2 separate regions of the Mus musculus genome follow, and region 1 is linked to region 2. Evidence: chromatin loops called from intact Hi-C (ENCODE). Cell type or tissue: left cerebral cortex. All regions are shown on one strand. Links, peaks and the distances in the headings refer to the core of each region. The heading gives the core; the rest is flanking DNA. Region 1 holds the start of Susd4 (sushi domain containing 4). Region 2 overlaps Tlr5 (toll-like receptor 5).

Region 1 (2,906 bases), core at 214-2,713, 200 kb after region 2:
ATCCATCTCCATTGCTCGGGTTCATTCCATGATACATCTTTCATCCACAGAGGGCATCCAGCTTGCGAGAGTCTGCAACCAGGAGCGGAACACGACAATACCCCGGGGTTGCCCGGGCTCTGGGGCCAAGCTCTCCCTCCTCCACCCTGGGGGCCCGGTGCCTGGGCTTTGCGGGCTCCATCCCATCCCATCCCTGTTCGCCCCTGCGCAGCCCCCGCCCCCTTTCCCACAGCGAGATCCTCCCTGCCACCCCCCATGCAGGGTCCAGAGAGTAGCAGCCACCATGGGATACTGCGCGTGCGGGAGGGATGGAGGAGGGGAGAGAGGACAGGGGTTAGTGCACACTGGCTCTGTGCTGGTCCCCGGGATTCAGCGGCTCTGATCATGACAGGAAAGTCTAAAGCCTTATAGCATCAAGCGGCTGAGAAAACACTTTTCCCCGGGCCTGTACATTTCACTCTGAGGAATCTCACAATGTGCCCCCTGCTGCCCCTGGATACTTCTCTGCTTTTCCAAGGATTGGGAGGCTCCTATTGCCCCAGTCCCTTATGAAATCTGAGCTGTTATTTTTATTTTAAAAATTCCTCCCTTAGGGGAGCTGAGCCAGGAGCCAACTCGCCCAGCCCGGCCTGCGCACGCCTCCCCGGGGCAGGCAAGCCCCTTCCGGGCTCCGGCTCTTACCTGTGGGTCTCATGCATGCAGCTTCCTTCCCTCCTCCGCCTCCTCCCCCCGCCAGTCTAACCCGCATCTGTGCGCGACCTCTGCTGCCGCCTCTGCGCGAGCAAGCAAGCGAGCGAGCGAGCAAGACAGAGGAGCGAGCGAGCGAGCGAGACGGAAGCCTCGGCGGCTGCCGGGCTACACCGCCCCCGCCCGTCCCGCCGCGCGCTCCCTCCCCGGGCTCCCCCGAGTGGCCGGGGGCGGGGGTGACGAGGGCCACGGCTGCCGGGCTGCGCGCGCCCGCTACCTGAGCTCGGGAGCGCGCGGCGGCGGCGCGGAGAGGGGGAGGAAGGGACGAGGCCCGGGCGCGCGCGGGAAGGGCAGGGGCGCGCGGGCCTGCACGCGCCTCGGCGGGTCCCAGCCAGCGCCGGTAGCAGGGGTAAGGGGATGGCGTGGGCGGAGGAGGACGCCGTGGCCAATGGGAAGCCGGCGCGCCTGCACCTGTCGGGCACGAGTCGCCAGGCGGCGGCACACACGCACACGCATTCACACACGCGCATACGCGTATGCACGCACACATACCCAGGCACACGCACGCGCACACACCGCAGGTCTGCGCCGCGATCCTTCACCAGTGGCCTCTGGAGCCCTTAGCCCCGTGTGTGCCACCAGAGGCTGTGACCTCGAAGGTGGAGGTGGACAGGATGATCCCACCCAGGACCATCACCGATGACAGGGTTAACTTGAATGGGGCGGTGTAAGCACAACCCTTGCTGCTAAAACCTCAAGTTCTTGGTGACCCCGAACATCTCCACGGGTGTGAGCTTCCCCTAGAGCCCAGTGGACAGCCCGAGGAGGCTGGGTCTCTGTCTCCCGTCCCTTGCACCGTCGGCATTTTCCCTCTTGGCTGCCTTGGAGATAGACGCAAGCATCTCTCGGAGCTTTCTCTTGAGAGGCTCTCCCTCAGGGAGACAAGTGACCGGGCAGTGAGATGATGGGTGCCAATGCGGGAAAGCTGGATATCACCGGAAGCTTATTTCCTTTGGGTAAGAACCCGAAAGGATCAGGGGTCCCCAGGAAAGAACGTTCCCCTGGTCAGCGGTCCCTTCCTGGTGTCTTAAGTTCAGCCTGCTGCTAGCTCTGTTCTCCCAACCTTTGCTGTTCCCCAGCAAGCTAGACCTCCCTCTGAGGTCTGGGCCGGCTCCTAGGGTACTTGTGTGAGCCTTGGTGATTAAGGGGTGTGCCTTAATGAGGTAGGGCCGGCAGGCAGTATTTTTGAACCACTGGATCCCCATTATTCTGTAGCAATTTGTGGATATGAAAAACCATGTTTCTGATACAGCCACCAAATCATCTCGTCCTTCTATCGACTTTCCCAAAATCTCACATACTGAAGGTAGTTTGGAAATTACAGCTTTTACCGTGTTGGCTTTTACTGCGAGTAATTTTAACAAATTCTTGCAGGAGAAATTAGCTTTTAGTAGATAAATCTAGTTCAATGTTGTTGATTTTTTTTTTCGATTTGTAAAATTGAGATGTCAGCTTTGCACGGAGTAAGTTGAACAGTTTTGGTTATCACAAATGCATTTCTGCTAAAGCCTGAACTCTGAAGCCCAAAGCATTACTTGGGCATTTTTCTGTGTTTCCAAGGTCCTAAGATTGTTCGCTGCAAATTGAATATTTATTCTAGCTTATTCTCAATAAAATATCTACCGTTTTAAAAATAGCTGTCAGATCCACAGGGCATAAAACTATTTGTTGACCATGCAACAAATGTATCTGAAGTCTGCCGCTTAGCTGCAACAATCGGCTTATAAGACTACCAGGGCCAACAGGACCATCCAAGTTCATCTGTCCCAAGCCTGGGATCTGCGCTTAAGTCTCCTTTCTGACACAGTGCTAGCCAGCTGGAGCTACAGCTCAGCAGTAGGCCACTTGCCTAGCTCTTGTGTGAGGCTCGGGGCTCCACCCTTAGTACCACAAGAATTAAATTATTTGTGAACAAGGTCACGTAGCCTCATCCAGTACCTGAGGAAGCCTGTTGTAGTTGCTGGTTGCACTCAGAAATGCCTTCCTCGGGTGGGACTGCTCTGCTTTGGGTTTGTTTGTTTTTTCTGTTATTGTGCTAAGACACTGACCAAAAACAACTTGGGGAGGGGAAGACTTTTACTTGGCTGACAAGTTACAGTCCACCAGTAAGAAAAGCCAAGACAGGAACTGAAGGCAGGAACTGAAGGGGTCGGGGTGGG
Region 2 (2,906 bases), core at 299-2,798:
GCTGGCTTTGAACTCCAAGTCTTTCTGTCTCTTAGGTGCTGGGATTAGAGGTGTGTGTTCCCCATCCACCCCCCCACCCCCAAATGGAATGTTCCCTGGAAGCAAAACGTTTGAAACGTTTGAAACGCTTTTCTAAACCAAGACCTGTAAGACTTGAGGGCTGAAGAGACTGAGAAACGTCTGGTCCAGCCTCCGCTGCAGAAGGTGGTGTCTAAGTCATTCAGTCAGATGAGCAACCTTTCTGTTTTGCAGTACCAGAGAGGAAAATAAAATCACTCTGCTGGTGAGGATGCTCCCCCTGGGACCTGGAAGTCTTTTTCATCACCTGCCTGTGAACATTGAGTTTCTGAGATTCCGGTCCTAGACAAGACAATTACCCTGTCTCTGTACTCCAAGGAACCAAGAATTTGCTGACTCAGGGCCTTGTGAGTTTCTCAGGGTGGGGTTGAGTGGGGTGGGGAACGGAAGGAGTAAGGGAAGACCCCCACAGGGTTTGGCATTCCTAAGCCGCAGGGCTAAGTGAATGATGAAGGCAGGGTTAGGAGCCTGGGTGTAAAGTACGGGCCACAAATATGCAAGGGAGTGGCTTCAAGGTTGAAGAACTGACTTGGTTAGCATCAGATCATCTTGAAGATGATTAAACAGGTCCCTAGTGAGGTCGGGCCTTTGAGTAAGATCTCATACTTGGTAAATTGTAGAGCAGGAACTTGAATCCACCTGCAAGCACAGCTGTCAGGTTGCCATTGTGATCTTTAAATACAACCAGATCTTAAAATTCTGGCGGACATATGCAGAGCCTCAAAGGATGCTGTGCACAGGGGACTCCCTGGAACTGGGGGTGCTGATCCATCTCATTTGGGGAAACCCGACAGCACGAGCTTTTAACAACTAAGAATAATTGTCTATGTGTGCGTGCTTCACGTGGAAGCCGGAGGGTCACTTCAGGTATCATTCCATTCCTCTTCTACCTTATTTGAGACAGAGAGTCTTCACTGTTTGCCACTCTGGACCCCGAGATAGCTGGCGCCCACGTTTCAGAGGAGTCTCGTGTCTCTTCCATCTCAATGAGATTGCTGATTGTGCGTTACAGGTTCTGGGTTTTGAACTCAGGTCCTCACACTCGGGCAGTGAGTGCTTTCCCCCACTGCATTTCTAGCATGCACCCAGGTGATGGGGCTGACCCGCTGACCACGTTCTAATGGGCACAACTCCTGCTTTTATACTCATGGTTGTGAGGCACAAACTCGTTCTCCCGTGAATGCCTTATGGCCATACTAATGCATTCACTCCAAATCCTCTCACCTCTCGCTGGAGATTTCTCGCGAGGGAGAGCTGGAAGAGCCCCCATGGTTTAATCTGAGCTAAGGAAGCCAGAGAGCTTGGGATCGAGTTTCTCAGGTCCTGCTGGTGTCCTCCTGGTCACCAGCAGGGGGCGCACGCTGGGCAGAGACCAGAGGAGGAGTCCTCCGCCATTCGCAGGAAAGCTAGACTGGGCTCCGCTGGGAAGCACCGATTGCCTGCCTAATGGGGTGCGTTTCCAAATTTAGATGACGACCAAACTAGTGGCTCAATTCGATCCTAGTTCCACATTTAACAGGTGCGTGAGCTTGGGTAAGCGCTGGAGTTCTTTGAGTTTCAGTTTAATCATCTATAAAATAGCATGGATAATCGTTTCCACTTCCGTACTCCAGCCGCACTGGGACCCAAACCTGTGTGTAATCCTCCAGCTTTGCTTTGCTTACTTAAGTAGACAGCCAACATTCATGTACCAACGCCTCACCAGCAAGGCACACCCTTAGAAGCCACTGAAGGGGAAAGCAGAGAGAAGGAACAGGTTCTCGAATGGGAGGGTATTTCCTTTACCATCCATGAGAAATAACATAACAATGAGCCCTGTAGGCAATGGTCCCTGGCACCCCCAAACAACAAACAAAACGATACTCTGTAAAAACAGTATCAGCATCCCAATGGTTTAGGCTCCGAATGGTCTCCTCCTGACTGCTTATTATAGACTCATTAGAGCACTTTTTACAACAGCTGATCAAAATAAAATAATCTCAACTGGATGATTATGCAAAACTAGCGGCTGGCGAGGCGCACTTAAATCCCTCGGGGACAGGGAGCTCACAGAGCAGTCGAACACTCCGATCTGTCTGTCGCCAGGTTTAGGCTACGGTGCTCTCAATTAGAAAATTAACACCGCAGGCTCTGACAGCCTCCCGGAATGCAGCTCAGCTAAACCTTGAGTATCGGCGGCGGACAAAGTAAACTGCCAGGAGAGCTGGGCAGCAGCCAGGTCGGGGATAGGGGGGTGTGGGGGAGGGGGAGGCGGGGAGCTGGAGCAGAGCGAACTGGGAAGTCCAAGGAAGCCTTGAAGCAAGTAATGACACAGGCAATCGATTTGCTAAGAGCAGCAGAAGTCCTTTGTAGAGTGATGTAAATTGGAAGCCACTGGGATTGGGGTCTGTGTGAACAGGGAACAGAAACCCTACTAAGCCCTGCGAGGATCTGTAGTCTCTATTTGAAATAGAGATAGCTTCTTAGGCCCATAACACCAAGTTAGCTCTGTGGTTGGCACAGACACTCCTGGTCCACGCTGAGCCCCAAAGTTGGGAGAAGACAGGCCCAAGAATCCAGGTGCAGAGGAGGAAAGACCCTAACCCTGATTTCATTGGAAGACAGGCAAGGGCTGGGTGAAGGGACCCAATCAGAAGCCCGTAGTCCCCACCCCTCCCACCCCCTGGGAGGTTTATGCATGTGGAGTTTGCTGGGCAGGGCAATGGAGGTGTGTGTGTGTCCCATTCTAAACTGGGTTCAGAGAGTCAGTACGAGTGACTAGGCTCTTGTCTGCTGGTGACAATTACCTCCATGGTATGTGAGGTCACAGCCAGCAGTGCTGTGTTTGA

What was found. Peaks named below come from ENCODE experiments on the same cell type or tissue, not always from the same donor. Only the 100,000 strongest peaks of a DNase experiment are listed, where the experiment ranks them.
Region 1: a loop joins it to region 2, with 4 times the contacts of the local background. A loop is called at or near these places in 1 of 42 quality-filtered maps.

Annotation. Positions count from the first base shown.
Region 1 is chr1:182,762,172-182,765,077 of GRCm38, reverse strand. It overlaps Susd4 (sushi domain containing 4), which reads right to left and starts at 862. Exons shown (of 9, transcript NM_001356461.1): 1 at 682-862; 2 at 1-72. The coding sequence starts at 37. In left cerebral cortex, for the core only: a CTCF peak has its summit at 1,193; DNase peaks (open chromatin) are centred at 398, 1,119 and 1,496; H3K4me3 peaks cover 1,841 bases; H3K27ac peaks cover 1,665 bases.
Region 2 is chr1:182,958,835-182,961,740 of GRCm38, reverse strand. The region is part of intron 1 of Tlr5 (toll-like receptor 5); the gene reads right to left. Among named protein-coding and RNA genes, the nearest start is that of Tlr5, 5.5 kb to the right of the region's middle. In left cerebral cortex, for the core only: a CTCF peak has its summit at 1,428 (motif pointing right); a DNase peak (open chromatin) is centred at 1,483; H3K4me3 peaks cover 886 bases; H3K27ac peaks cover 499 bases.